Regions from separate parts of the Mus musculus genome. Here region 1 is linked to region 2. Evidence: chromatin loops called from intact Hi-C (ENCODE). Cell type or tissue: gastrocnemius. All regions are shown on one strand. Each heading gives the region's core, and the rest is flanking DNA. Links, peaks and the distances in the headings are about the cores only.

Evidence for each region. Hi-C counts contacts between places; a loop is a spot of excess contacts. Peaks named below come from ENCODE experiments on the same cell type or tissue, not always from the same donor. Only the 100,000 strongest peaks of a DNase experiment are listed, where the experiment ranks them.
Region 1: it touches region 2 in a loop (9-fold over the local background); 1 of 42 quality-filtered maps calls a loop at or near these places.

The regions. Positions count from the first base shown.
Region 1 is chr8:78,489,456-78,505,079 of GRCm38, reverse strand. No RefSeq gene overlaps it. Among named protein-coding and RNA genes, the nearest start is that of Rbmxl1, 12 kb to the left of the region's middle. In gastrocnemius, for the core only: no CTCF peak of the experiment used is centred there; no DNase peak of the experiment used is centred there.
Region 2 is chr8:78,069,604-78,085,227 of GRCm38, reverse strand. Gm6360 (a long non-coding RNA gene) reads right to left here and starts at 12,780. Exons shown (of 2, transcript XR_878949.2): 1 at 12,721-12,780; 2 at 11,640-11,742. In gastrocnemius, for the core only: no CTCF peak of the experiment used is centred there; a DNase peak (open chromatin) is centred at 7,882.

The DNA of each region.
Region 1 (15,624 bases), core at 5,642-10,641, 420 kb before region 2:
AGGCTGTCAAAATCTGAGGTGAGGTACCTAGAAAAAGCTGCTCACCAAGAAACAAGAAAGGAAATGCATAAAGCTAACTTATTTCTCTCTTTTTCAAAAGCATTCCCTTTCCCTCGCGGTTGGACTTTGTTTCTTTTTTATTATTATTATTCTTTGATACAGGGTTTTTCTGTGTAGCCTTGGTCACCCTAGAATTCACTCTGTAGACTAGGTTGGCCTTGAAGTAGATCCACCTGAACTAAATCCTGAGTGCTGAAGTTAAGCACGTGGCCCACCATGCCCAACTTCTCCATATTAGGTGTTGTTTATTTTTTTAATAATTTATTTTATGTGTATTGGTAACTGCAAATGTGTTGGATCCCCTGGAACTGGGATTACAGATGGTTGTGAGCTGCCATGTGGGTGCTGGAAATTGGGTGCTCTTAACCACCTCCAGCCTCCCAATGTCTGTCTGTCTGTCTGTCTGTGTGTGCGTGCGTGTGTGCGCATCCGCGCGCAAGTTTATGTACACAACTTGTGTGTAGGTGCTTGTGGAAACCAGAAAAGGGGTGATAGAGTTTTACTCCATAGCCTGGGCTGGCTTCAGTGATCCTCCTGCCACATCTCCCCAGGGCTAATATTCTAGGTATGTACTATCACTCCAGGCTGTTGTTTCGGGGCTTTTCTCTTGCACCAACTCATCTACATTCAAGCAAAACTGGACACACAAAAAAAGGAAGACAAGAGTTGGAATTGTTTACTCAGTAAATATTCCTTTGGTTCCTCATACCAAAATACCTCTAATTAGGACTGGAGATGTAGCCCAGCAGGTAGAATGCTTGCCTAACATGCATGACATCCTGGGTTCAATCAGCAATAGCACATAAATGAGTGTGAACTGAATATGGTGTAACCCTGGCACTTGGAAGGTTGGGGTGGGAGGATCAGAAGTTTAAGGCTAGCTTCAGCTACATAGAACCCTGCCTGGAAGGAAAGAAAAGAAAAGATCCTGAGGTTAAAATTTTAGTTTGTCTCAGAAAGTTTGTCTTATGGTTCTGAAATCCAAGAACATAGTACCAGTATGTGGTCATTGTCTCATGCTGCATCTGAAGATGCCATGTAGGTTAAAGGCTCTGGCCCTCATTACTGCCCCAATCTGTGCTGATTGTAGTTCCTGTCCCAGCAACTCACTTAAGGGATTTGGGCCTTGTTTTCATGCAGTTTAAGAAGACAAATACTTGTGTATTTGTTTAGTGGAAAAAAATGTACCTCTATGCCTGCCATGTGTGGGTGCTGAGAATCCAGTGGCAAAGCTGACTTTGGGGAGTTTATCTAATAAAAACTAAATGCAGGCGGGGGAGGTGGCTTGGTGGACATAAAGTTTGCTGTTCAGGATCAGAGTTCAGGTTCCCAAAAACCTAAGTAAATCGGTGAGAGGTATGGCTGTCTGCATGTGATTCCATTGCTTGGGGGTGGACAAGGAGCCATTCCTGGGGCAAACTGCCCAGCTGGACTAGCCAAATCCCAGAGCCCTCAGTACAACAGCTACCCTCCGAGTGGATAGCAATTGAGGGAGACACCCAGAATCAACCTCTGGCCTACACAAACAGGCAGTCCTGCATACGACACACAACTAAATGTCATCAAGTTGTTTGTGGAAAGAACAAGATATTAAGAGTCATCATAACTGCAGAAAGCATTCCTGAGACCTGGTGGATGGACAGGTATGTTAGGAGAACTCACAGGTAAGGAGAAGCTTGACTTAGGAAACTCAAAAGAATTATATGACTAAACTAGCCAGGGACGGGAAGGACTTGTGGAGACCTGGTAGGATACAGATAGTGTGAAATCTTAAATTACAAAGGGTTTGGGTTCTGTTGGCAGATACTATAAAAATTAAAACTTGGCAGCCTGGTCTACAAAGTGAGTTCCAGGACAGCCAGGGCTATACAGAGAAACCCTGTCTCAAAAACGAAAGAAAGAAAAAGAAAACTTGGTGGATATTAAGCCAGCACATAGCATGCCTAGTTTTGCTGAAGTCATGCAAAAGTCATCCAGCCTAGACAGATAATTCAAGCTCAGATCTTGAAGCAGTGGTTAGTGCAAGAATTGCTAGTATACACAGGGACACTCAAGTAGCCTCTCACTGCCTGGAGGGGATGCAAAAGTGACAAGTCAAACCTCTCCAGGAATTTGGAGCATGTAAACAGTTGCCCACAGGTGAATAAAAAGACCTTCAGTCACAGCTGGACGTATTTAATCCCAGCACTTGAGAGGCAGAGGCAGGCGGATTTCTGAGTTGGAGGCCAGTCTTGTCTACAAAGTGAGTTCCAGGACAGCCAGGGCTACACAGAGAAACCCTGTCTGAAGAAACAAAAAAAAAAAAAAAAAAAAAAAAAGACCTTCAGTCGCATGTAGTGTTTCACCCAAGTTAGCAATGGGATTTTTCTGTAGGTTGTAGAAACATACATAGTTATCTAGCTGCTAGAGAATGCAGGTGCCTACTTTGTAAGCTTTGGTTTTGACCTGTGTGCATGTACTAGGGATAAGTGTGTGGCTTCACACACCAGAAGGCAAACCCCACCACTCACCTTTATTCCAGCCCACTTTTATTTATCTGCCTTTTTTAATTTTCTCATTAAGTGGCTCAGGCAGTCAATTGAGCTTGGAATCCGGCTCTCAGCCTCCTGAGTAACTGGGATTACAGCTCTGTACCACCAGGCCAGTGTACTCTTTAAACTTTATCTTACACTCAATGTTTCATTTCTTTGAATATAGTTCCTTTTTTTATAATTTCTATAAGCAATTATTGCCAAAACCAAATAAGCCTGAGCCATTATATTTGATACTCTTACATTTGATAAAATGGTAATAGGAATTCTATTTCATGGGCCTGGTATTAAGTAACACTGCATGTGCACTTTCTTTAAACAGAATAAATAAATGGCCATGCATTCATGTATTTAGCCAATATTTGTTGAGTGTCTGCTGTGCGGTAGACACTAGTATAAACACTGTGTGCAAGGTGAGAGACACGATTCAGTTTTCCTTGAATATTCTAGATGTAACAGAAAAATAACAAGCAGTACTAAGGCCATAGTTTTTTCTTTGTTTTGTTTTGTTTTTTATAAAAAGGGTATGATTTTGCAATCCTTCAGTTTGGGCTGCTATATGAAAGTAGCATAGACTGAGTGACTTAAACAATAAACATTTACATCTTGTACTGGGGAAGTATGAGATCAAGGTGCCCATAGAACTTTCTCGAAGAGGCTTCCACCTTCTGATTTGCAAGTGAGCGTTTTGTCTCATATAAAGAATGAAGGAAAGCAAGTGTCTGCACCTCTTTCTCAGACAGTTGCACTTTAATGACCAACTCATGTCCAAAACCCATCATCTAAATACCACCACACTGGGGAGCCATGATCTAAAGATGCCAGTTTGAGAAGGGGTTCACAAATATCTAGTCCATAATAGCCCTGAGACAAGCCCACCATGATATATTATATATATATATATCAGGTGAGTACTTGAAATAGACTGTAGAGTTTGTGAAACCCCAAAGTAGCAATGGCTTTGTCATGTGTATTGCCTTACTATTGACACTGGAACAAATCACTATAAAATTAGTGTCTCCATGCTCAACCTGCCATCAGGGCTGTGTCTTTCTGAAGACTCTTGCAAAGAATTGCTGTTACAGATGTCTGCATTCCTAGGTGCTCTGCCGTTCCAGCTTCATAGTCAGCCATGACCACTGAATCTTTCTTGGGTGGAATCAGTCTGGCTCTTATTCTCTAGCAACTTGCTTTCATTTAGTTGGTTGGTTGGTTGGTTGGTTGGTTGGTTGGCTGGCTGGCTGGCTGCCTGGCTGGCTGGCTGACTGACTGACTGGCTAGCCGGTTTGGGTTTTGTGATTGTTGATTTGTGTGTGTGTGTGTATCTGTGTATGTATAGATAGGTAGGTAGGTAGGTGAGTAGATAGATAGATAGATAGATAGATGTGTATCTGTGTATGTATAGATAGGTAGATAGAGATAGATAGATAGATAGATAGATAGATAGATAGATAGATAGATAGATAGGATGGTGAGACAAGATCTCTGTAGTCTTGGCTGTCCTGGAGCTTGCTGGTGTGTAGTTCATACCTATAGAGGATACATTTTCCCAATGCTCTTCAACTATAACAGGAAGCTAGTTAAAGCCCCGGGACCTGTTTTTATGACTCTGATATCACTTCTGACGACTTGATCTTTATGAAGTAACTATTTCCCAAAGGCCCCACTTCCTAATACCATCCCAGTGGAGGCTCAACTTCCATTTTTGTTTTGTTTTGTTTTGTTTTGTTTTTGTTGTTGTTGCTGTTTTCGAGACAGGATTTCTCTGTATAGCCCTGGCTGTCCTGGAACTCACTTTGTAGACCAGGCTGGCCTCGAACTCAGAAATCTGCCTGCCTCTGCCTCCCGAGTGCTGGGATTAAAGGTGTGTGCCACCACGCCCGGCTGGACTTCCATTTATGTATTTAGGAATGATACATATGCTCAGTTCACAACATGGAATACAAGTCACCTGCTACCTGTTGAGGATTCAGCCACTTTCTAGGAGTATGGCACAGCTGTACCCAAAGGTCTTCAATGGTTCCCTTCAGTTTTTTTTTTCTTTTTTTTTTTTTTTATTACGTATTTTCCTCAATTACATTTCCAATGCTATCCCAAAAGTCCCCCATACCCCTCCCCACCACTTCCCTACCCACCCATTCCCATTTTTTGGCCCTGGCATTCCCTTGTACTGGGCCCCCTTCGGTTTTTAAAATCCCCTCCTTATTCTGACATAGCCTGATGTGCTTATGCAATCCCGGTCTCTGTTAAGCCTCCTCTTGCAATCTGAAATGAGGTTTCCTGCTTTGATGCCTTTTCTAAATGCTCTTTGCCTTTCTAAGAATGTTCTTCTGTGTCCATGAGTTCAAATCCAGTCCCATCAGATCATTAAGTTCCTAGGCAGAGATCTCCTTGAAGCTTTTTTCTGTTTCCAGTTAAAAGTTTCAAACTTCCTAACCTCTTGTCTCTATCCAGTGTGGACAGAAGCATTGACGGCAGCTTGCTTGCACATCGTTCCCCATCCCCATCTCCACAATGCATGGGGGGAGAGGGTTGAGTTATTTGGAAAGATAATTCCTTGAATTAATACAATGATTAGATTTGCTGCAAATATAGAGCTTATGAATGGAAAACTCTGTATCTTTTATATAATTGCTATATAAAATGCGTGATGAGTAGGTTCATAGTTGTGGAGGGTTGTTGTTTTGCTTGGGCTTTTGAGACAGGCTCTCTGTACCACAAGCTTTCCTCAAACTCAACACAGTCCTCCTGCCTTGGCCTCCCAAATGCTGGGACTGCACATTTGAGCTACCACATTTAGCCCACCTTTTGTGTTATATGTACTTTTTTTTTCCTGTAGAGAGCTGAATTTGGGCATGAATCTTCATAGCTGCCAGATGATTCCCAGGAAATCTGGCTTCCCTCTTGGGGCTCTTAGTCTCACTCATTAGAGAATTTAAGAATGGGCTCAAATGGAAGTTCTAGGCCAGTTTAGTAGAGTTCACCAAAAAAAAAAAAAAAAAACCTCAGTGTGGTGGGCAGGATGAAAATGTCAGCAGCTGCCTTGAGGAGCAGAATTAAGGAGAGGGGAAAAGGCTGCCCCATTTGAGTTATAAACATTGGTGTCTACCACCAAGTAGGGAAAGGAACCCCACAATAAAGAAAATGCATACTCACTACCTGGCCAGCAAACAAAAGATAGCTTTAAGAAAAATAGGGAGGGAGAGAGGGAGGGAGGGAGGGAGGGAGGGAGGGAGGGAGGGAGGGAGGAAGGAAGGAAGGAAGGAAGGAAGGAAGGAAGGAAGGAAGGAAGGAAGGAAAAGAAAAGTTGCCCCTGCCTGACTCAGAGAGATAGAAAAATCCAGTAAATCTCATAGTAACCTCATAGTGTCTGATAGGTACTGGATTAGGAGTGGGAATGGGAGGGGGGCAGATCACAACATCTCATTAAAAAGATAATTCCTCCTATGTCTTTAGCATGGATTAAAGTAAACCCACCTTCTAATGGGTAGTCCTTTGGCCAGATGGTTGACAGGCCCAACTAGAATGTTAAGTATCTACTCAACACCAGAAAGTATTCTCTTGACCAGGAGTTCTCTCCTGCATTACAGTACATCAACTACTGAGTCACACTTGTAGTTTAAAACACTACTTTAATCTCTTTGGAGCAGGGTCACTGTAGTCCTGGTTATCCTGGAACTCTATGTAGATGAGGCTAGTTTTTAACTCAGATCCTTCTATCTCTGACTCCCTTCTAGTGGGACTAAAGGTATGTGCCATCACACCCAGCTAATATTTTAGATTCTAGAGTACTTGTGATTTTTTCCGTTAAGTTGCTTTAATAATTTAACTTTGGTGACTGGAACTTTTGCAGTTCTTAACATTCTAAAACTGGGTTAAATACTCAGAACAACAGATTCTAAAGAAAACCATGAGTTCTGTTTTGATCTTGGGTGACTGAGATTCCTGTTGTACATTTGTGATGCCAAGAAGGCAGCTGAGTAGGGGAGTCAGGAAACAAGGAATTTAGGTTAGTCACATATTCATGGGCCCAACAGATTAAGATAGAGGTCACCTACTCTGAGATTACCCTTATGTGCTTTAAATTGGGCCTGCAAGCTCACTTTGGGGTCTCTCCATCTTGGAATGAGGGACCCCCACATGCTGGTCTTCTGCAGAATAAAATGTTCCTTGCTTTTACATACTATTTGAGTCTGGGGTATTATTCTTCAGCAAACAACAGACCCTTACATTTGGGGTCTAACCCCAGATTCAGCTATCTTTTTGTTGTTGTTGTTGTTTGTTTTTTGTATACAGATGAGGAAGAGAGAATTTTTATCATTAAGTTAAACGAAATTTGCCTTATTGAGAAATGTGACTTACTTCTAATCCTATTTCTCTGAAGGACAGCTAAACAGCTTAGTTTCAGTGTAATGTGGCTTGGAATTTGTCCTGGCTAGTTTTATGTCAACTTGACACAAGCTAGAGCTATATGAAAGGAGGGAACTTCATAATGTCTCCATCCATAAGGCCTGGCTATAGGCAAGCCTGTAGGGCATTTTCATAGTTAGCAACTAATGTGGAAGGCCCAGCCCACTGTGGGTGGTGCCATTGTCCCTTGGCTGGTGGTTCTGGATTCTGTTAGAGAGCAGGCTGAGCAAGCCATGGAGAGCAAGCCAGTAAGCAGCCCCTTTCCATGGCCTCTGCCTCAGCTCCTGCCTCCAGGTTCCTGCCCAGTTTGAGTTCCTGTCTTGACTTCCTGCGATTATGAACAGTGTTGTGGAAGTGGAAGCCAAATAAACATTTTCCTCCCCAACTTGCCTCTGATCATAGTGTTTCATCTCAGCAATAGTAACCCTAACCAAGACAGAACTTCAGCAGGACTGTTTTATTTTTATTTTTCACCTCATGTTGGGGGCATATTTCAGTCTTAAACAGTGCTTTTCCAGAACTGTTGCTTAACAATTCAAATAATTGGTATGTAATTACAGGGTACAATAGTAAACCCACAATTACAGTGGTTGAAAGATGTGCCTTTAAACTCATTTATTCTATTCAGCTATTCAGATAATTCGGCAAGTAATGAAGCTGCTCTCACATTTAGTCTGTATCATTTTCTACTGATTTACTTAGAGCAAGTGTGACTTGTTTCCAATATTAGGGGAAAAGGTTCATGATGGAACTGAGTGCTTGAAATTTTACATATTTAAAGATGATCAGTAGGGTGCCATGTGTGGTGGACACACTTTTAATCCCAGCAACTGGGAGGCAGAGGCAGTTGTATTTCTGTTAGTTCAAAGTCAGCCTGTTCTACACAGTGAGTCCTAGAACTTCGGAGCTACATAGTGTCTCAACAAAACAAAACAAAAAAAGAAAGAAAGAAACAAAGAAACAAAGAAAGAAACAAAGAAACAAAGAAACAAAGAAACGAAGAAAAAAGGAAAAGAAAAAAAAATTAGTTTCCGTTGCATATCATCTCCTCAATTGGCTTATTTGACAATATTTATTCTACATGTTTAGTGTAGACACATCTAAACTATATATTTCAGGTCTCATATTCCTTAGGGTTCACTGTAGACACTACATAAATGTTTCCCATAATGGATGCTGTCAATATGTTTCTATTTTTGAGGAAATATAGTTTATTCTAAGCCAAATATGAGTGACCATGGCTGGGAAATATGGATTTCTATTACCTTGAAGGATGTGCTCTATCTTGGAAGATGTGAAAAGAGACCGAATCTAACCCACTGAATTCTGTTTTGTTTCTGATTTCAACTTTTTGAGTTCTATTGCATTATTCTTCCCTTCAGTTCTAAGGTTCTAAGAACAGTCCTGATTGATACACATATATTATAACAGAATAAAGATAATTTGTTCCTTGCATTTGATCAACACACTGATGGAACACTGGCTACAGCAAAGTCAGGAAATGTTATGTTGCTGCTCTTTAACTTTAGAGTTTATAGAGGCTGGAAGTCTCCTGAGTTTAGCATGTATTCTAAGGGTTTCATTTGATAGTCATGAGAATGCTGAGTCAGCTAGCTAAAAAGGATAAAAGTTGGGACTTAGAAAGATAGTTCCAGGGCTGGAGAGATGGCTCAGTAGTAAGAGCACCGACTGCTCTTCCGAAGGTCCTGAGTTCAAATCCCAGCAACCACATGGTAGCTCACAACCATCTGTAATGAGATCTGACGCCCTCTTCTGGTGCATCTGAAGACAGCTACAGTGTACTTAGATATAATAATAAATAAGTCTTTTTTTAAGAAAAGAAAAAAGAAAATAAGAAAGATAGTTCCAGTGGATAAGAGCACTGACTGTACTTCTAGAGGTCCTGAGTTCAATCCCCTACAACCACATGGTGGCTGTGATGGTTTGTATAGTCTTGGACTAGGGAGTGGCACCATTTGGAAGAGTGACCTTGTTGGAATAGATGTGACCTGGTTGGAGTGGGTGTGTCACTGTGAGTGTGGGCATAAGACCCTCATCCTAGTTGCCTGGAAGTCAGTCTTCCACGAGCAGCCTTTGGATGAAGATGTAGAACTCTCAGCTCCTCCTGCACCATGTCTGCCTGGATGCTGCCATGCTTCCACCTTGATGGTAATGGACTGAACCTCTGAACCTGTAAGCCAGCCCCAATTAAATGTGGTTTTTTCCCCGCCCCTAAATGTTTTTTATAAGACTTGCTTTGGTCATGATGTCTGTTTAAAGCAGTAAAACCCTAACTAATACAGTGGCTCACAACCATCTATTCTGGTGTGTCTGAAGAGAGTGACAGTGCACTCACATACATAAAGTAAATAATACATGGCTACTAAAGGGATAGATATAACCCAAGATCATTTCAGTGGAGAAATCTATAGGACTCAGATGTTGTCTTTGTCAAATTCTTATTAGCCTTAGGCTGGTGGAAATTGGAAGCTTCACATTTAGTGATATATTCAAAAATTATATGTAAATGCCATGAGCATCTTAACTCTGGTGTGACAGTTGATAGCAAATGACTATTAGGAAGGACCAAAGATTGTTCAAGATACTTTCTTATTTGTCAGCTTCCATCTCTCGAAATCATATAGTCTAGTCAGCCAAAGTTAGTCTACAAGATCTTCACTACAGATAGAGCATGCTTCCAGAGAACTTCAGTTCACACCTCCTTTATGATTTTCATTATTTCCCCAATCTTCTGCCTCTTAGTCCCACCAAACTGGGATTTGATTTTAACATAAAGGAGTTGGAGGTATACAAACATTCAAACTATAGCAGTACGTGTGAATTGAAATTCCAAGGGACACAGCAGGCACATAAATCGGAACCTAGTGTATACCTAAATTTTTAAATTTTGGTTATCAGTAATTTTTAGGTGTGAAGTCTGTTGGGATTCAGACCTGGGACAAACAGCCAAGGTGCATATTTAACATACCAGAGTGGATCTGGCCTCCATGTTCTCCCAGCATCCCTCAGTCCCTGCTTGGCATACTCTGTGCTCTACCCTGAACTTCCTAGTCCAGAGGCTGGGCTTCTCCTCCCACAGAAGCGCTTCCCTATATAATCTAGACATATTGGTCTCTCTGCTCTGCTCTCCTCTAGGCATTCTCTCTCTCTCTCTCTCTCTCTCTCTCTCTCTCTCTCTCTCTCTCTCTCTCTCTCTCTCTCTCTCTCTCTCCACTCTCTTTCTGTTCCCCTCCCCTCTCTCTCCCTCTCCATAGCAACTTCCCTGGCCTCCTCCCTTGGGACCAGTGAACCTGCCTACCTAAGAGCAGCTTCCTAATAAATCTGCCTCTGTATACTCTAATCCAGCTCGAATCGGCTCATCTCACCAGCAGAGAAATAACTTATCAAAATCTAACAACTAGTTGTTTCCATAGGCCTCAATTTGGCTTCTTGGGCTCTTATTATTTTCCAAGACTACCAACACTCTTACAGCAACGCACTCCCATACCCTCAGCCAAGAATTAAGGTGTAACAGGCCTGTAATACTATCTACTCAGGCAGGAGGATCACAAATTCAAGAAAAACAAACAAACAAACAAACAAAAAAAAAAAAAAAAACCACGGGCGTGGTAGTGCATGCCTTTAATCCCAGCACTTGGGAGGCAGAGGCAGGCAGATTTCTGAGTTCGAGGCCAGCCTGGTCTACAGAGTGAGTTCCAGGACAGCCAGGGCTACACAGAGAAACCCTGTCTCGAAAACAAACAAACAAAGAAAAGAAAACAAAAACAAAACAAAAAGACAAATTCAAGAACAGCCTAGGCTAGAGAGTTCAGGCCGGGACAAGTTGGTACTAATGTGTATCAAAATAGAAAGTTAAACAGGAGATGTTTCACTAAGTTCTGGGTTGAAGCCCTGATACTGCTGAGAAGAGTTTTAGAATGTATTAACATGGACAATGAACTTTAGAAAGACAAACTCCTCTAGACAAATTAGAAATGCCACCTGCAATGCATAGAAATGCAATGGAGATGGTAGTGTTCAGTTCAGTAACCCATACAGCCTATTTATAGTTGGTAACAATCTGTGAAGATGTTTAGCATGATAATAGCGTACATTTTTCTTTTGAGAAATTATGCTTTTTATATATATTTTTCCGAGACAGGGTTTCTCTATAGTCCTGGTTGTCCTGGAACTCACTTTGTAGACCAGGTTGGCCTTGAACTCAGAAATTCGCCTGCCTCTGCCTCCAAAGTGCTGGGATTAAAGGAGTGCACCACCACGCCTGGCTTGTATTATTTTTAATTATTTGAAATAATTTAAATTTAGCAAAAAAGTTTTATAAGGACATACATAATCTCCAAGCTAACCTATATATAAGAACAACTTTTTGAATAAGGGAATTTTTTTATGCAAATGGATATTGTTAATTCTAAGATTTTACAGTGAAGAAAATGCTGACCTCTTTTTCCGAATCAGCAAGAGAGCAAAGATGAAGCTGTAATGTGATGTGGTGTGGTCATTTGCAGCAGCACACTAGCAACACTTGCTTAATCCAAAAACACTGGAGCTCTCTAATTTCTAAAATAAATGTCAGGTTGCCCACTTCTCTGCATTGCTGAATGCTTTACAGAGATGAATACTATTTTCTTCTTTGATATTGCTTCTCTCTGGAGCAACTCACAGACTAATATTAAGCAGTTATGAAGATTCCAACTCAAATAAAGGGAACCATGTTTTATATTAGACTAGCAATATAACCACTCTTCTGCCCTCTGCTCAGGAATTTAGTCACTTAGTTTCTATTGTACTCGAGTTAGGGAGAGTTATGCATGCTGATTCCCTCCATTCAAATGTGATTACTCCCTCTTCATGTGGGTAGTAACTGGGTTTGTCATTCGGTTAAACCACAGTGGGTAAGCTGTCTCCTTGCAGAAGACTTTCTGCTCTGGTGGTTTGTAGAAGCTCTCCATCTAATAGTTTTTCAGCCTCTTAAGTGGAAATCTGTCTCAGGAAATTAGGGGGGGAAGAAGAGTAGACAGTAGTGGATGATAAGCTATTGGGAGGTGCAGTAAATAATGGAGGGAAATGTAACTGAAAAGAGGGGAATCATTTAGGGCTATTAGGTGACATCCACTTGGATAGAGAGCTATTATACCTGTAAATGTAGAAAAATGATAATGTTGACATCTCTTCATCACACAATCTGTGTCATTAATAAATGATGAAGGCTAGAAAGAGTGAGAGAAATAACGCCAACACTACATAGCAGTGGCACAGAGGCACTTGGGAAAACTAGCTAAGCTGAAAATGAAGGCTCAACTTAGCACCATTATGGAGGGAAAAGAGTTCATGATATGCATGGAAAAAGCATGAACCACATGCTTTTGTTGCTTAAATAGATAACTTTATATTACCAGAGAAAGTCAACGTAGGAGGAACAGAAGAAAACTGGGTCAGGAAATGTTGAGCACTGTTGGAAGTGGTGATGGGGAGGAGGGTATATTTAAACAAACAAACAAACAAACAAAACATTTGCTTTTACTGTAAAGACAAGCTGCCTGCACCACTATAGGCTATAGGCTAGATCAAAGTTATGTACAGAGAAATTGCCCACTTCCTATTCCTGAAAGAAATGGCACTACATTAAAGTTCTCCAGAGGATTTTTATCTTCTCAAAAATTCTCCAGAGTTACTCTATCTGATTGTCCCTGAGATGCTTAACAAGGCTGTAAGTCCAAGCTAAGAAAAAAATAAAGGTCTAAATGGGACAGACAGCCCGTGTCTCTGAGACAGCATCATCTGTGAGGACAGCACCAGGTCAGTGAAGCTCTCCAAGGCTCATTTCAAAGAATAGAGTGGGGTGACTGCTGCATGAACTGCTGCAGTAGGGCAAGCTGCAGAGAGGACAGCTAGTGGCCCACCAGCAAGTGCTTGAGTGCTAGGATGCCTAAGGCCAGCTGGGCATCTGGCTACTAAAGAAGATGGTAATTTCCTTTGTCTAGGTTCCAGCAATGGATACAACCAGGAAAATCTAAGTGACACCCACCTCTCTACTCCATGCTTTTTCCTAAGGCAGGGATGCAGACACAAAGGCTCAAGTCCTTACTACCATCTTCTTGCCAAGCAACAAGATGGGAACAAGCTGAATAGCCATGTGAGTTCGTGTCCAGAAACAAGCCTAATTTGGGCTTTCTATTACTTAGAAACAAGCCTTATCCTATATAAACAAGCTATGAATTCCTAAAAAGTAGATTGTTTTGTTTAAAAGGTGCTCAAAAAAGTGAATTACTAACCCTGGCTAATGTCAGGTTGATTACTTTCAACTCCCACAACCTTAGCATCTTACACTGAGTGCAAATGAGATTATTGGTGATAGATTGTTAACTGGAAGACGAAGAGTGGGATTCATTGTGATTGGCCTCCACACATCATATATGTGCATATGTGGAGGAAGAAAGACTCAGAAATTATTTCTGAAAATAGAAACATACCAGACATCATTGGGTCAGGGTTTGTTGATGGTTTTAACATACCAGGTTTCTGGCTGTTAGTTGACCAGAGGACTCCTGACCCCACAAGACTCTGGATAATGAAACTAAAACTTTTGAATAATGAGGGAGGAAAATAAGCATCATACTTATCTTCAAAAAGGACATCAATTTCTCTTTCCTCTACTCCAAAGAAAATCACCCATATAGATAAGATATAAATAAAACAATCTTTTTTTTAAAGATCTATTTATTATTATACATAAGTACACTGTAGCTGTCTTCAAACACACCAGAAGAGGGCACCAGATCTCATTATGGGTGGTTGTAAGCTAGGATTTGAACTCAGGACCTTCGGAAGAGCAGTCAGTGCTCTCACCCGCTGAGCCATCTCACCAGCCCCAATCTTTTTTTTTTTTTAAGATGTATTTGTTTATTTTGTAAAAGTACATTGTAGCTGTCTTCAGACACACCAAGAGAGGGCATCAGATCTCATTACAGATGGTTGTGAGCCACCATGTGGTTGCTGGGATTTGAACTTGGGAACTCAGTCAGTGCTCTTAACCGCTGAGCCACCTCTCCAGCCCTAAAACAATCTTTTAGTTTAGCAAATTAGAGTGGTCTTTAATTTTTAAGTTTATTATTATAATGAGTGCATACTCATGATGTCTGTGTTTGTTTGTTTTGTGTGCATGCACCATCGAGTACGTGGTGGTCAGAAGATAACTTTGTAGAGTCATTTCTCTCCTTCTGCCTTTATGTGTGTTCCAGGGATCAAACTCAGGTTGCCAGGGAAGCCTGGCATGCTCCTTACACACGGAGCAATGTCTTACCTGGAAAAGGAGCCTGTAGGTGTTCACTGAGAAAGTAAAGGCAATTTGAACTATTCATAGATACAGAATACAGTGTAAACATACTTGGATGAAGCTGATTTGTACCTTCAGATTTAAGATTGGACTAAGAAACTCTACTCTAGGAGGATTTCTAAGGCCGAATCTTCTGGACAGTATTTACATGGCTTGATAAGGAAGTCGGCCAGTTCCTCCTGCCTTCTGTTTTTCATAACCCACGCATGCACACTCCACAGTGGGGAACAATCATGGAGGAGGAGGGTTCCCAGACTGCCCTTTGAGAATAAAATGGGAGGCCAGAACCAAAGTCTTTTGGATAAAGCACCAACACTGACTACACACGAACCCGTTTGGATGCCTTCCTTCCCAAGGCACGGATCGTCCCAGCATGGGAAAGACAGACCTCCCTCCCTCCCTCCCTTTTAACCCATTTTTACTCTTCCACCATACACTCAATAAAATAAAATAAAGAAAAAAGAAACTCTACTGTTGCGGCAAATCTCCTCCCAAATATGCCCCGGCAATGAAAACACAACACAATTAATATGAATATATGCTGTGTGCCTAGCCTGGGCAGATCTACCACTACACTACCATCTTCTCCATCTATGAGACCCCTTAGAACTTGCAGTTTCTCCAGGCCATGTGCTTCTGCTTCGCTCTTCCTCTTCCTCTTCTTCCTCTTCTGCATCCTCTCCCTCTTCCATTTTCTCCTTCCCCCCTCTCTCTCTTCCACTCCACCTTCCCTTTTATCTGCCCAAACTTCAACTCTCCTTTATTTCACAAATTAAGGTGGGAAGCAGGTTTACCGGAAATCACCCAAGTGCTGACTCAGTCCTTGTTCACAACCACACCCTGGAGAACGGAATTAACATCAAATATAATTAGCCCCAGAGCTATCCACAACACTCTGCTAGAATCATTCTTCTGTAATTAGGAGGCATATTAATAAAATGTTAGTTATTGTGTCCTTGCAGCATATTTCTGGAATTCTTTGTACCATCTACTTACTGTCAATATATCAGACCCCCCCCACCCCCGCCTTCCGCCTTCCCCCATCCTTTCTCTCTTTCTTCTCTTCTCTCATATATTACATCCAGTCAACAGGTTCCCCTCCCTCCATTCCTTCCAGTCCCTCCCCACCACCAACCCTCTCCCCAACTCTTTCTCCATTTCTCTTCAGAAAAAAAGCAGGCCTCCCAGGGATATCAACTGAACATGGCCTAACAAGTTATAGTGAGGCCAGGCACAAACCCTCATATCAAGGCTGGAGGAGGTAACCCA
Region 2 (15,624 bases), core at 5,484-10,483:
GGGCTGTCTTAAGTTGGCTTCCTCTATTGGTCTTTTATCTGACAAGACACCTTTGGCAGAGGAATGACAAAAGCTCATCAATATGCTACTTTTCATCTGCCTGACACTGAAATCAATGGTCTCCAGAAGACGTCCCCGATCAACATTGTCAGAAATGATCACCATGCCGGACCGAGCATGCCACCTGACTCCGCCAAGCATGCATTCACTCCTGAAAGCTTTCTGTCAGCTGTTACAGCAATGACCCTGCTTGGAGGTCAGAGATAAAGATGCTGTACACTCAGAGGATGCTCAGCAAGTCTACAAAGAGGGCTCTCTCAGAGTGTGAGATGATATAACAGTCTGTATATCGGGCCCTTGGGAGACATCACATTTTCCATTTCTGGGACATGTGACCTACAGGATCTGCATTTCTGGGCCTGGAAGCCCTAATCTGTCACAAGTGACAGCTGGGATCAGAAGGTCACATCTAGCATGAAGAAAACAACTTGTTCAAGAAAAGTGAGCTGGTATGATGATTTTTATGAAGAAACCTAAAGTCTCCATTTAAATTTTTAAAATAATATAAGCATAATTAGACGAGCCTTTTGACACTTCCCCAGGCCCAATAATACAGTAGAATAAAGCAATTTATGAAATGCTTTTAAAATAGTCAGATAGTTTGTAATAATCATTGATGCTGGGAATTATCACCGAGAAAGCTGAATTCCACTAGAAACCATGATTCCCACAGAATTGAATTTTCTTGATTCACGAGCCACAAGGATTGTGTTTATTCTAGAAGAAAATAATACCCTAGGTCCCTATAGCTACTACCCAGAACTCTAATTAAAAGTAAGATATCAATGGGAAGTCCTTGTTTTAGACAGTGACATCCAAAATTGGTCTGACAGGTAGGCAGCATGACCAACCAGGTTTTTGACTGCTCTCTACTAGAGGAAAAAACCCTACCATAAACCAAAGGCCATGTCTGTGTTAGATATTTTCATGGCTGGGATAAAATACGTGGACAAAAGCAACTTAAAGGGGATAAGGTTCATTTTGGCTTGCAGTCTATTACAGCAGAGACACGAAGGCAATGGGAGCTGGAATGAGCTGTTCACCCTGTCTGTCACGTTGTCCGGGAGTCCAGAAGCAGAGAGAGATGAGTACTCCTGTCAGCCCCTTCCTCATTTTTATTCCGACCAGACCCCTCACTCAGGGGATCATCCTACCAACATTTAAGGGGAGGATTCCACTTAAATTAACATAATCTAGATCAGTGGCTCTCAAACGGTGGGTTGTGACCCCTTTTTAGGGGTTGCCTAAGACCATCGGAAAACACAGATATTTGCATTAGGGTTCAAAACAGTAGCAAAATTACAGTTATGAAGTAGCAGTGAAAATAATTTTATGGTTGAGGTCATCACAACTTGAGGAATTGTATTAAAGGGTCCAAGCATTAAGATAATGATCTAGATAATCGCTCACAGTTGCATCCAGAAGCCTGTCTTTCTGGTGATTCCATATCTAATCATGTCTATTTGACAATAAATATTAACCATCATGGTGTCTTAGAAGATAAAAACCTTTTCATTCATTCATTCATTCATTCATTCATTCATTCATTCATTTATTCATTTATTCATTCATTCATCATTTTTATTTAATTTTACATCTATCAAAGTGAATGTTGACATGTGGCTCAATATTCTCTCTATTACATGTTAACCATAGAGCTAAACCCACCCACACCCACACCCCCACACCCCCCACACACACACAAACACACACTGGATCTTGAAGATATATATTGTGTGGTCATCAAACTCTGAGGCATCAATGAAATCTTTCCATGCTGTTGTTTGCAACAAAAATGTCTGAAGATAAGGAGTCAACCCCCAAAAGCTCATTCACAAGTAGCACTACCAACCACGTTGAGACACCTTCCCAATCATTAATGGTGAGGTACTATAACCTTTAGCAACATGGCTAACCTCCAAGCCAAGCTGGGAAATACGTCCACAAGTAATAAATCAGGAGATAACTATCAAATTTTCCCAAGAGGAGACTAGTGTTGCCAACTTCAGTGCCACTTTCTGAATGAACTTGAGTAACACTTTATGAGTCAGTGTCCCTGAAAAGGAAAACCCTCAAATCAAGACAGCTGCATAGGGACCCAGGATACAGAGGCACAGTGCAGCAAATCCAGAGGGACAGTAGTCACACTGGACACCGAATGCAGTGTGGCTCCACCCAGATGCCCCACGTAACCAGATGAATCTGAGTCAAAGTATAAGTACAGACCCCAGAGAAAGAAGGGTGGAGACCCAATGGCGTGAGCAGGAGAAAGGAGAGAGGCAGGCACCCAAATGATCTGATGGCCGTGAGTTCGAGGACCTACAGCTAAAATGAGTGCAAGAGAGGATGATGGCAGCCTTTGAAAGGTTATGTATGAACAAGGGAGTCACCCCAATGCGGCTGCAAAGGAAGTAGAAGAAAAGACGTCACTCAGTAGGCTGAGGTGGCCTTATTTCTCTTTGTAACTAACAAGGGGTTTACTGAAAGCTCAGTGCACTGGAAACCTCTGTTGCCTCCAACGCTGTGAGAATGGCTCCTATCATCCCTTTTTGCTACCGCTCAGTAGCCATGTAGCTGACAGAGAGGACTGGGTATTTCAGTGAGCCTGTTCTGGGCCTCGCAAGGAAGTTAATGCCCTGTTGGCGCCATCTTGCAAATCTTTCATTTTGAACAACTTTTTATCCTGCCTTGGTCCCTACAGGTCACTCAGGCACCTCCTTGCTTGTCACACAGGACGATAGTGTAAAGTCAATCACAGGTGGGTTTGCATATCGTTAAGTGTCCCTAACTTATATATGGTGCTGAGCCTCTAGAGCACTGGACATTTTAAGTTCTCGAACACATCATGTCATCCATGAAGATGTTTTTCCTTCTTCGTTTCTTAGTTGAATATTTTATGACTTTGAGGACTAATGTTATAATATCCATCACTTTATTTGACTACTATGTCTATTGTTATAAAGCATTTCAATTCTGCTATTCATATAATGATGCAAAACCATTTTTTTGCACAACTAGACAAAACTGTTACAAAATTGACATTATGAGAAGGGATAAAAAAATGATTCCCCTACCCAAATCTAACACCTCCCAAGTTCTTATGAGTACTCAAGTCTAGAGGTGTGGGGGTACACATTGTTAGTCACAGTACTCAGGAGGCAGAAGGTGACAGGCTTCTGTAAAGTTGAGACTAGCTTGGTCTACATAGTTCCAGGCCAGACAGGTCTATGTAATGAAACCTGGTGTGTGTGTGTGTGTGTGTGTGTGTATGTCTACATGAGACAGAGAATGCTTCTGGGTATTGACCCAAGAAAGAAAAGTAATGTATTACAGACATGCTGCCTTCTGCAGAATTTCTTCCACATCCTCAACATGTGTGCTGTTCTTTAACCACGTGGTCATCCCAATTCCATCGTCTCCCTATGGATTCACTGATAACCAAGTAACCATGTTGTTGCCCCTAGGGTATGGCTGTTTGCTCATTCACTGAGTACTTTGCATCAGATGCTAAAGTGTAACCTCCAACAAGCCTGAAGCAGGCTGAGCCAGACCTTGACTTTGCTGCCACTAAGGAGATTACCTAGGGTGCAGCCTGCCTCCCTAGATCACTCTATTGTTGAGCCACTGTCGCTGCTGCTACCTGCTGGGAGTCTGCCTAGCTATTCCGGAGACTACATTCTATCCTTCGTGTGGTCACCTGCAGCTGGGCTCCAAGGATGAATTGGCGGGAATGGGCCTCCCCCCTCCTTTATAAAGCGTGTCTGCCATTAAACATTAGAACCTTGAGCAGACTAGTTGTCTTGGTTCCATTATTTCTCAACCGGCCTAGGTCCCCTCTTCTCTTTCAGCTCCAGGCTGCCTCCCAGGCTAGAACCGGGACATGAGAGCTGCAGGCCGGCTCCAACCCTAAAGTATTAGGAGTTGTGTATAAATGAGAAGATCTGGCTGCTGTTCTCAGCGGTGTAGCTTACTGAGGGCAGCCTCACAAAAGCCTTTCATAAAGGCATGCTCCATTACAAATACTAAGACTTCCCAACTTAGAAGTGCCAAGAGAGCATTGTGAACTTCCTCTCTGTTTTTCTAAGAGCCAGCAAATGCATTGTCGTCCAGCTAACAAAGGCACTGGGTACACTGTTTCTATAAAGTATGCCCTCAGAACTGGGCAGTGAGAAGCCTATGCCCGAACATAGTGACCCATCATCCCACTCATACTGATCTGTCTGACCAGGGGCTACATTCCACTGAGTCTCAAACTTTACTGGCAAAATATGGCCTCTTGGATCCACTTTCCTGTTTTTTTTTTTTGTTTTTTTGGGTTTTTTTGTCTGTTACAACATGGATCCACTTCTACTGCATGCTATGGATTAGATGGCTATGCTATGCACTCCCCACTAGAAAGGTATTTCGGTCCTAACTCACAGTCCTTCAGCTCCTGACCTTATTTGTAAACGGCACTGATGATAGTGTAATTGTTTACAATGAAGTTAGGTCTGGGTGGAGTGTTTTCTGTTCAGTAGGAGCAGCATCTTCATGTAATTCATACGGAGAGGGTAGTGAAATCAGAGACCAGAAAGTTGCTTCTACAAGCCAGGGAGATTTGGCATAATCTTCACATATCAGAGATGACCAGTCCTGATAACCCCTGCTTCTCTAAAACTACGTTTGTGTTGTTTAAGCTGTAGAGTTGGTGACTTTATATCATTTATGCAACTACTGCAAAAGAATAGATTCCATCTGCTGCTCCTGTTCTAATATAAAAACAAAACAAATATTTTAATAATGGCTCCTGGAGTCATTTTGTATTTAAGAAACTCTTCCACATCCTTATTTTCTTCAGGAAATAATCTCTCTCTACTCCTGGCACTATCTTAGCGATGTGGTTTCTATCTCCACGTGCCCAGTTGTCAGTCTTGCAGCTGCCATTTCTCAGGAGTTACTCTCTCAGTGTGCTACAGTGCATTCTTACTTGGGAATTCAAGCAAGCAGATATCCTGTGTAGTCCTCGACCCTGCTGCTGCCCTCCAGGGAATCGAGGAACCCCGTGTCATCTGGATCTGCTCTACACCCGAGCACTTGCACCTCACACTGTGCAGACAGCCTCATAGCACGCCCCCATTTTCTTCATGGTCTAGTTGTTACCCAATCTGTCTCTCTTGTTTTGGATCTATACAGATCTCTAAGCACCCCAAGTTCACATTCTCAAGGGTGATTAAACTGTTTTCTGGCTTCCCTTCCCTAAGTTAATGGCTCCTTATAATTGCCTACTAATCCACTTCCCTTTAGTGAAGATGGACCACAAAATTTTAGAAGATGTTGGGATCTGTCACCAGGGACATTCTTGTAGGCTTGGGTGACATAGCTCATTAGTAGAGTACTTGCTCATGAAGCCAAACTATGCGATGTCTTTTCCCATCCATCTTTCAACACATTTACTTCTGTCCATCCTAACATATTCATGGACAAATTTGACTGAGCAGTGTCCTTGCCCCCAAAGTATACCTGTCCGTGTATTCTTGTACTGTGTATGAAGAATGAGCCTGAAAACACGGGAGAGGGGAGCCAACAGAAGGCCGTGGGCCTCTACACTCAATTTGCATTTATTTCAGAATGCAGCAGCTACTGATCTGTGAAACAAGAAAAAAAATATTTTTCTCTGTTCCTATTTGCTGACACACAGCTCCTAAAACCAAGCTCTGTGTCTCTTTGTATGCCGAGATCATTAATAGTAAGGCTTCTAAACAAACCAAACCTAGGATAAGGGTTGATAGTGATAACATTGGAATAGTGAGGTAATTTCTACCTTCACTCTAGCATTTGTATAGAGGCTGCAGGTCCAGCTATTCACTGATGGCCAGTGATGCAGTCCTACTATTGACTGAAGCCTCCATAGGAAAACAGACGAGCAGAGTTCAGAGGGTTCCAGTAAGGAACAGAATATTCACAAGCTGGGAGTATGGACCAACCTCAGAACTCCCCAAAGCACCCCCACCACCTTGTCCCATGTACTTACACAACTGATTGCTCCATCACTTCCTGTAAGACATCCTTTGTGAAAGACAGTGCCTGGGAAGTAGCTGTTTTCCTGGGCACTGTTAAGCAGCCACAGCAAATTGTCAAACTCAAAAGTGTCACGGGATCACCAATGTGTAGCCAAACTGAACAGGAGTTGTGGATAATTTGGGGGCCTGCTCTCTGTCCTTAGCATCTGGCTTCCTTTGGACCTGGACTTTGAGCTGACATCCAACATTGTTGTGTCAGAATTCAATTACATGGCGGGTCACCCAGTTGATACACAGTGAAGGGGAGAGTCTCTTGAAGAAGCATGTCCCCATTTGTCACAGGCATGTGTGTCAAACAGGTACAACAACCATTTGTTCTGCCCGTCTGGATAATTTTGTGTAATATCACTTTCAAGTGTTCTTCATCAATTCTAGACATGAGTCCAAACTCCTTAGGCTGCTTCCCGGTTGCTAATAATATAACCTGGCTTATCCCTCCAGCATCCTGACTCAATCCTCCCCCCCCCTCACCTGAACTATTCCTGCCTTTTGCATATGCTCTCCCTGCAGGATCCTCTTCCGTTCCCATGGAACCCACCCCGATCTTCAGTCTAGTTCATAATCAGTCTTCAGATCTCACTGAAGACCAGAGACCTAATGTTATTTCGCCTTTACAGGCTCCTTTAAGTAGAATTAGTGAGTCGTTCTTTTAGGACACTCTGTAACTTCTTTACCTTCTACATACTTCTACGGCTCTGTTGTCTCCCTTCCTTCTTCGTCCTCCTCCTTCTGCTCCTCCTCGTCGTCTTCCTTCTCCACTTCCGCTCTGTCTCCCGTGTGTGTCCATCCACGTACACATGTATGTGAATGTATCTATTTGACCATGTATGGAGATAAGAGGTCGTCAGCTCCAGGAGTCTTTCCTTGGGTGCTGTCCATTTGTTATTTTTTCAACAGAAGTCTTCATTTGCCTGGGGCTCACTGCTTTTGCCTACTGGCTGGCCAGAAAGCCCAAACTCTGGAATTATAATTATAAGCATGTACTACCAGGTCTGGCTTTTTATGTGGGTATCAGGGATTAAACTCATACTGTCATGTTTATGCAAGTAGCACTTTATCAGCTAAGCTTTCTGCCCAACTGTTTTCCCACAATGCATCTTAACTTCAGTGCAAGCTCTCAGTGTGAATGCTACTGAGATTGTGGGCCAAGTACTTATCTTACTGGCACCTCTGGTCTCTGCCCACTAGATTTAAGTAACCCCTTTGAAACTCTGACAACCAAAACCTCACCAGACAGTTCCAATGTCTCCTGAGGGACAAAATGCCTCTAGTCATAGTATAAGCCACTCCAGAGTTGAACCTTGCTTTTTTTTTATCTTATTAACCTAGAAACTAGCACAGGACCACAACATCCTCAGCCAACTTGTAATGAACTGATCTAAGCCTCAGAAACATGACCCCTTTCCAGCAAATGCAACCAGGAACACAAACAATGCTGATAGTGTCATGCAGGTATTTCCAAATAAAGACATCGACTTGTTAAAAACCATGTTTCCTTCCTAAGAAGGACAGAAGTGTTCTAGACTTCCTTTCTAAAAGCAAAGGTCAGTCTGAAAAACTTCTCCGAAGCTCTGCAGCCTCAGGCTGTTTTTGACTGGGCAGTTCTTGAAACCCAGAGGCTCCTTCCTGCAGGCTCTGTCACTGCCTTGCCACTCTTCCTGCCCAGCAGTCTTCCTTCCGTGAGACCTTGTCAGTGCCTCTTCAGGACTCCCAGCATGAGGGTAGAGGCCTCAGTGGGCACTCCCTCTGCTCAGGGACTGGCCTTCAGCAGTCTGTGATGCTCTGTGGCTCATGGCCAATCCATTGTCTGAGCTTCCTGCGCCAAGGCATTTGGCTCCTGTTCACGGGCTTTTATCTGCATTTATCTTTTCGCCCAAATGAGTTTAAATTATGTCTTTATCTTTTTACTACTGAGTCTGCCTAGATTCTGTCTTAATATGACTTCCTAGTAAAACCCATTTTCTTCTCTTAGGGAAAGTTGTAAATGCTGAGATGGGAAATAGACTGCTTGTAGTAAAGTGGGACGAGCCCAGCCCAGTGCTGGAGGGACGGCTCAGACTTCCCAGCATCAGGCAGACTTAGTGAGTTCCCCCACACCCTCAACCTATCAAAGGCAACTCTTGGATGCTTTATTTTGCAGAGCAAACAAAGGAAAAATAAGACCATATAAACAAATAAACAAATAGAAACAAACTGAAGATAATGAACTCTGACAAAATAGAAGGGAGAAATTCTTTCTCTTTCAATTAGGAGAGCTGGAAGTTCCTCCTGGTAGCTGACCACTACAACAAAGAGCACTGTTATCTGACCATGTTTGCCTTTTCTGTTCTGTCTGCATTAGTTTCTGTGAAATTCTGAAACACAGTTTTGGGGCTCTTGTATTTAAAACTGTGTGTCAGACATTGTAGGCTGGCTAGTCATTTCCATTTCCCACAACTCCCTCCTCCCCCGAATCTGGTACAGTTGCATAGTCACCTGTCTCACATCTAACCTGGGAATGTTGTCTGTTTCTGTAGAAGGATTTTTCTGAGGAATTCTGGGAAGGTGGTTGCTTTCCTGGTGTAAAACATAACATTGAGATAGATGCCCTTTCCTTCTCTCCATGTGTTTGTGGAAATGTTGCCTGAGCTTCGGTAGCCACGTGCTGATGTGACGGTTTCTTCCACCAGGGCGACTGCTTGGTCAGAAAACTAAACCACTTTCTCAAAACCTCAAGTGGACAATAATTCTATCATTTGCTACTGAGATCATTAAAGTGAAAACAGATGTCTTTAAACCCTAGTCAAGTCCCTCTATAAACAGACGATGTGTTTTTCATACCCACCCCCTCTCCCCAGGGTGTTCTCACCAGAAATCCATCAGGGCACAGTAAGATTCATGCCAAACCATGGTCATTGGCATGAATGTGAGCCATTGGCACTGCTATCATGCATGGTAGGTTAGAAGCCATGACCCAGATCTAGGACATTAGATGCCTCACTTTCTCCGAGCAGACAATATTGAGTGCTTACAATGCACCAAGCATTCTTTAAGAGCGGCGTAAGCGTATCTCTACACATTAGTACACTGTCTGCCATTTCTGAAATGCAGTAGTTCACTCTTTTCTAAAGCAATCTTCAGTTGTTACATTCTTACTTTAATTTTACTTCGAGACACCAAAGAATGGAGGTCATTTTCTTAACTGAGGCTCCCTGTTCACAAATGACTCCAGCTTGTGTTTACTTGATAAAAACACTAACCAGGATTATTACCAAACTGAGTGCTAAGGAGAAGGAGTGCTTGGCCAAGCAGGCCTTCTCACCCTACCTCCCACCTAGGACCAGCCTGAGCCAAACCCATCACGACAATGACCCACAATTACTTCTAGCAAGGGGAGGCTATCTATATTAGTCTTTTGATGAGATCTTTTGCTGAACAAAAGAAAGCAGCAGAGCTTGCCCACCCAAAGGCTTCCTGCAACACTGGAAGGAACATGAAAGGAAGCCTGCTGGACTCCAGAAGATGGTGCTGACTGTGTTCAAGTCAACAGCCACAGAAATGAGAGCTCAGAACGTGAGAATATTATGAGATCTGGGAGCACATGTATTTTAACCTCCAGTCTCACAAATGTGGAAGCTACAGCTCAGGCTCAGTGAACTCTGACAGCCAGGCCTCTGTTCCTGTTATTCTGGTATGTTCTATACTTGCCTTGGTTATAATCAGCTAGTATATATATATCACACAGTATATGCTTACTCTCCAAGTAATTCAAAACAAAATTTACCCCAGCTTTCACAGGGCCAGACTGGAGCTGCCTCAAACCCGAAAGTGTGAGTTAAGAAGACCAAGACAAGATTATTCTAAGGGAGCCTTGGAACCTGTTTGCAATCACCAGTAAGTGTGCTGAGGAAACGGTGTAGAGCCGGATCCTTAAATACAGCATTGGTCTCTTCACAATAGAAATGTGACGCGCAATTTCATTTACTCTTTCTCAAGCCAAAACAAACTACACGTGGTGAATCTGGAGCTTGTGCACACATAGTGGGAGCAATCATCAGAATGCTCAGTCCCTTCCAGGAAGAGTCAGAATCCCCCCAAACCCGAGTGCAGGGGGTCGAGGACAAATAAAGTGAAGCCTGACTTCACACAGAAAATAATAAACGTGTGGAGCTCATTACCACAAAAGAGGTACAGGCGAGGAATGTAAATGGATTCATAAAGGTTTTGACCAAATTTATGAATGTCAGAGCCATAAATGGCTACTCAGAGTATACCTAACCTTTAAGGTTAATGTCAGAGAGGAAAACTATGTCTTTCCCTGGTGAATCCCTTCAGGCCTTAGTTGTCAACACGATGCTGGGCAGGTTGGAGCATGGAGTCTGCCCAGCAGAATAGCTCCTGTGCTCTTTGGCTAATTGGTACACAGGCCAGATGAGCATTTATGTCCTCTGCAGAAGCCCATGTCCCAGCTGCAGCAGCATGTCAAAGAAACAATGTTTTAGGATTTGGCTTATTCAGAGTCTGACATCCACAGTCAGCCAAGGTTTAGAGCCAGGCTCCATCACTTAGCAGCCAAGGAGGGACTTGCTCATCTTTCTCACTCATGAAGTGGAGATAATGAGGTTTGCAGAAGCAGCGATGGGTAATGTCTCTATAGGAAAAATCATGCTACAAAATGAAAACCAAAAGAATGTACATACGTGTGTACGTGTATATCAAGAATGTACATACGTGTGTACGTGTGTGTCCATACTGGCACTAGAGATTGAAACACCACTTGCTCCGTTTTCCTGGGAGAACTGGGAAGACTATTCACACAGTTCTCACAGGCTGAGAAGATGGCTCAATGGTTGAAGCACATCCTGGGTAAGTAAGAGGATATGAATTCCGATCCCGACATCCCATGAATCCCAGGTGGGAATAGCAGCTCACCTACAATTCCAGCCGTAGAAGGGGGAGGTAGCGGGGCCCTTGACACAAGCTGGTTAAAAGAGATCCTGCCTTGATGATGAAGTCAAAAGAGTAATTAAGGGAGGCTCCCTGTGTCAGCCCAGGCCTCCGCATGCACCAGAGCACACAAGCCAAAGGCACTTATCTCTCCAAAACAGTTTCTCTAAGCCCACAAAACTCACTGAACGGGTTTGTGTTGTTATCTGCTCATCTTCTTACTCTGCCCGCGAACATCATAAGGCTGAGGCTCTGCCTTCCGTGGTCATTCTTTATACTTATTGTAGTTCCTAGTATACAGGAGGCAATCAGGAAATGGGAATAAATCACCTGGGTGTAACTAAGCCTGTTGTTATATAGAAGAGAGGAATAATCCAACTGTCCGATATAATGAACTGATACTGGCAGAGGTAAGCGTGAGGGCTCAGCCTCAGCTGACTGAATCTTCAGGCTCTGACATTCTGCTCGGTGGCTGAAGAAACACTAACACCTCGGATTCGTTTGTGAGGAAGATAAAAAGAAAGCCTGGGTTTGCAGAGGGACACTTTGCCAGGTGCTGGGGGCTGGTGCTCTAGAATCACTTGTTCCTAAGCATCCCACGTGTACTCTTTAATGTAAGGTTATAGTTTGGGGACATAATGTCAGAGTTCAGAAGCCACACAGACTGGCATTGTCATCTTCAGCAAGCAATGGTCACCTGTGAGATCCAGAAAAGGAACAAATGACTGTGTAAGTGACATTCTCACATTGAATCTGTAAACAAATGGGTTCAAGAATTTAGACCTTATCCTCAGGTTGGAAGTGCTCAATTTTATCCCTAGTGATAAACTCCCAACTACCCTTCAGGTACAAAAATTGTGACTCATGATCTCATGGACCAAGACTTGTTTTCTTTTCTAAAAGTTAATTCAGTTCTGCTTTACACACTGTGTCAATGCCTCAGAATTTCTTCTCTGCTAGACATAGAAGGGTAAACTGAAAACATATCGCTGCCCTTATGTATATAGACGCACATTCATGTGTTCTGTGTGTATTAATGTGTATGCATGTGTGTGTGTGTGTGTGTGTATGTGTATGTGTGTGTGTGTGTGTGTGTGTGTGTGTGTGTTAGCTCACGGTCGCAGCCATGAGCATGACTGTGTGTGTGAGCCTCTGGGCCCCGACTTTGCCACCCCCTGCTCTCAGGAGCTCGACCAGCACTACCTTGTCATCACAAAGTTCATCTCAAGCCAGTGTGTTCAGCTTATTTCTCTTTTCAGTTTATGATGGTGTTTTCAAAGCTGACCCTCTGCTCCTCTGCATTCTGAAAGGTCACCCACTAACATAACAGTCTTTCTTGTAAAGGGCCTGTAACAAATGTTCATTTCACGTCTACTCTTTCTTAGCTCACCAACAGCCAGAGTCATTTTGCAGCCTAGAGAATTCAGCATGCATATCCCGAGAGGCCGATTTTATAGGGGTGGTAAAACTATCCTGGCTTATTCTGACCGAGTGAGTACACACACAGCTCTTCCTTTCCTCTGCATTGCAATGCATCCTGCACTAACCTGATTGTCATTATTTCCTGCTGTCAATCTCATACGGGAACAGGCGACATCACTCTACTTTGTCATGGTAAAAAGTTTATCCTGCAACTTTGCAGCTTCTTAGGTCTTCTGTGAAAGGCTGTGCTTACCCGTGTGTGCTTCTGGGCATCTCCAGGGCTCTGCATTTAGCTCCATACTTCTGAAAGCATCTGTACAGAGATAATATTAACGTTATTGCAACAGACAGGAGGAACCTCATTTCTCTCTGCTTTGACTGAAACTGTCTGTTCGTAGTAAAATTGTGCAGACATTGGCATTTTTGAGGGAGGTGTGAATGTGGTAGGACCAGTCACTGGTGGGAGAAAGAAGTAAGATACAAGACACTGCCAGATGACTAGTTTCTTTCTTTTCATTTTTTTTTTTTTTTTTTTTTTTTTTTTTTTTGGTACTCAAAATGGGCTGGTGAGCCATAATCATCAACATTATTTTTCTTGGCTGCCAAGATGGCTCAGCCAATGAAGGTACCTGCTACTAATCCCAATGCCCGCGGACTGATCCTCAAGACTGACACGGTAGAAGGAAAACTGAGTGTTTTCAAGTTGTCCTCTGACCTCCCAGGCAGCATGTGCACCTGTCGCGTGCGCGCGCGCGCGCACACACACACACACACATACACACACACAGAGATTATTGTGAAGCTAGTTTACCATGGGTTCTGATCAAGAGTTACATGGAATATTAAGGGGGATTTATTAAGAACTACTTGGATCCCCTAATATCTATTTAACCTGGGTATGTGGGGTGTTTAAAATTCTGAACTTGGCTGCTTATTATATCTAAATTTTTGGGAGATCTAAGTTGATAGCATAAAGGTAGAAAATACTGGAAAGTTGATTATATTTAGAATAAAGTTTGAGAGACTACCCCTAGTCTCAGTTTACAGATTCATAAAATACTAAAGTCTGTACTGATGGGTCACAGTTCTAAGATGATCTAAGATGATGTCGGAAAGCCACTCAGTACTGTGGAACTTGGAGTTCATGGGCAAAACAGTTTAAAAGATCCGTTGGAGTTAGAGATGCTCAGTGGCTGAGCGGTTCCTCTTGCGAAGGACCCCATCACCAGTCCAACATCTTTTCCCGTCTTGCTAGTCACCACCACTCATGAGCCACACCCACACATAGGCAGACACACCCTCACACAAATCATTTTTAAAAGTAATTAAAATCCCCTTTTAAAACGATGTCTCACAGTGGGCTGGAGACATTTGCTCCTTGCGTTTCTTCAGATCATCTGAGCTGTAACTGCCCTGGTCTTGGTTTGTCAGTTAATTGTCTTTGTATTATTTTTTCATGCTTATTGCCCAAATAACTCCACCAAGCCTCAGTCAGAGCAATAAGTAATAATGATTATGGAGAAATATGGTTAAAAAAAAAAACTAGAAATGTAAACTTTTGGTGTTTCTGCAGGCACTGGGCATTTCCATAGGAAACAGTCATTCTCTTTTCGGTGGGTAGTGCAAAGGCCATGGCTCTGCTAAAGGCCTACGTCACAGAGCTACGTCACAGAAACTCCCACTTAGTATTGCCAATAGCATCTGGTAACCCTGGGCCTCCCTAATGAAGCTGCACACACCGCCAGGCACCCCTCCCCATGCTGCTGTCTGTAATCTCCAGACTCTTTGGGGGTCACTGGTTTCTTCCTCCAGATGCCTGTTGCATGCTGTTGATCAGCAATGTTCCCCAGGTGCACAGACACGGGACAAGAAGAGTGTAGAACTGAATAAGGCTGCCTTGCTCGGCTCCTAAAAGGTCTGCATGTTTAGACACTGTTGGTAGGACAATTGCTTGAGAAAAATATTGCAAGTGTCATGACCAAACTACACCCAATTTCCTCTAACTTCTGTGCCCAGAAAAATGTGGTGACTTTTCCCTAAGATTCAGTGAAATAATAAAGAGACAGAAAATTCACTCATCTGAACACAGGGCTAATCTTGGGTCCAGATTCTCTGATTCCTCCCCCTTCCAACCCCTACCCCCATCCCTGCCCACCAAGTCATAGACTAGAGAAGGGCACATGGGAACACTTCAAAACAGAGAGAGGGAGCTGGGAACAGCCTCAGTCATGAACACACACAGGCACACAACACACACATGCACACATACACAAATACACACACATACATGCCCATAATTTTAAAAATAATTTTAAAACGTCTTCAAAGCTCAAGGAGCTTCAAGTGTGCCTCATAGGAGGTCAAGGTTGACTGTACATATACTAAAATTTCCTTCAGTATCTGTATGTATGTCATTACTCGGTCTCCCAGGGAACGAGCATGCGCTTTAGCAGAAAATAAGTATAACCAGTAGGTAAGAGTATGAGTATCTGTAACTATGCGCATTAATAAGTAGCAATGACTATGAACGTGTCAATATCAATGACAACTTTTAAAATAACCATGATGCTAAATAATCATGGACATAAAAATGTGGTAGATGATGCAAGGATTTCTGTTTGAGATGTTCCGTGCTGTCCTTGCTATCTTTGATCGTCTGTATCATATGATCTGCTTCTGTGCTGTGACACCTGAGAATAAGTGATGGAAAATGTGAGTTATTAACGTCACGGTAATCTCGCTCCATACCCCAGGAGCTGGAGCTGGAGAATACAGGTTTCCCTGTCAGCTGGGGTCCATGCGCCAGGGACAGTCACTTGGCTTCTTTAGACTTTTGATCTCCATGTTGAAGTTTTTGAGACTGATGTTTAAAAGTGTTGACAACAGACAGTATACATTTGCACAAACTCTAAGTCTCCTGTAAAGGTTGCTTGGATTAAATAAGAAATCATCTTGTTATTCCTTTGTTTTTGCCCTGACACTGGGCAGTGATTCTGGAGCCTGCCCTTGCTGAGGAAGCTCTACCACTGAGTCACTTCTCAAGTATGTAATGGCTTTAAATTTTGAGGCAAGGTCTCCCTGAGTTCCCCAGGCTGAGCTAGAACTCACTTCATGGCCCAGGCAGGCCTTGGCTTTCTGATCTTCCTTCCCCAGTCCC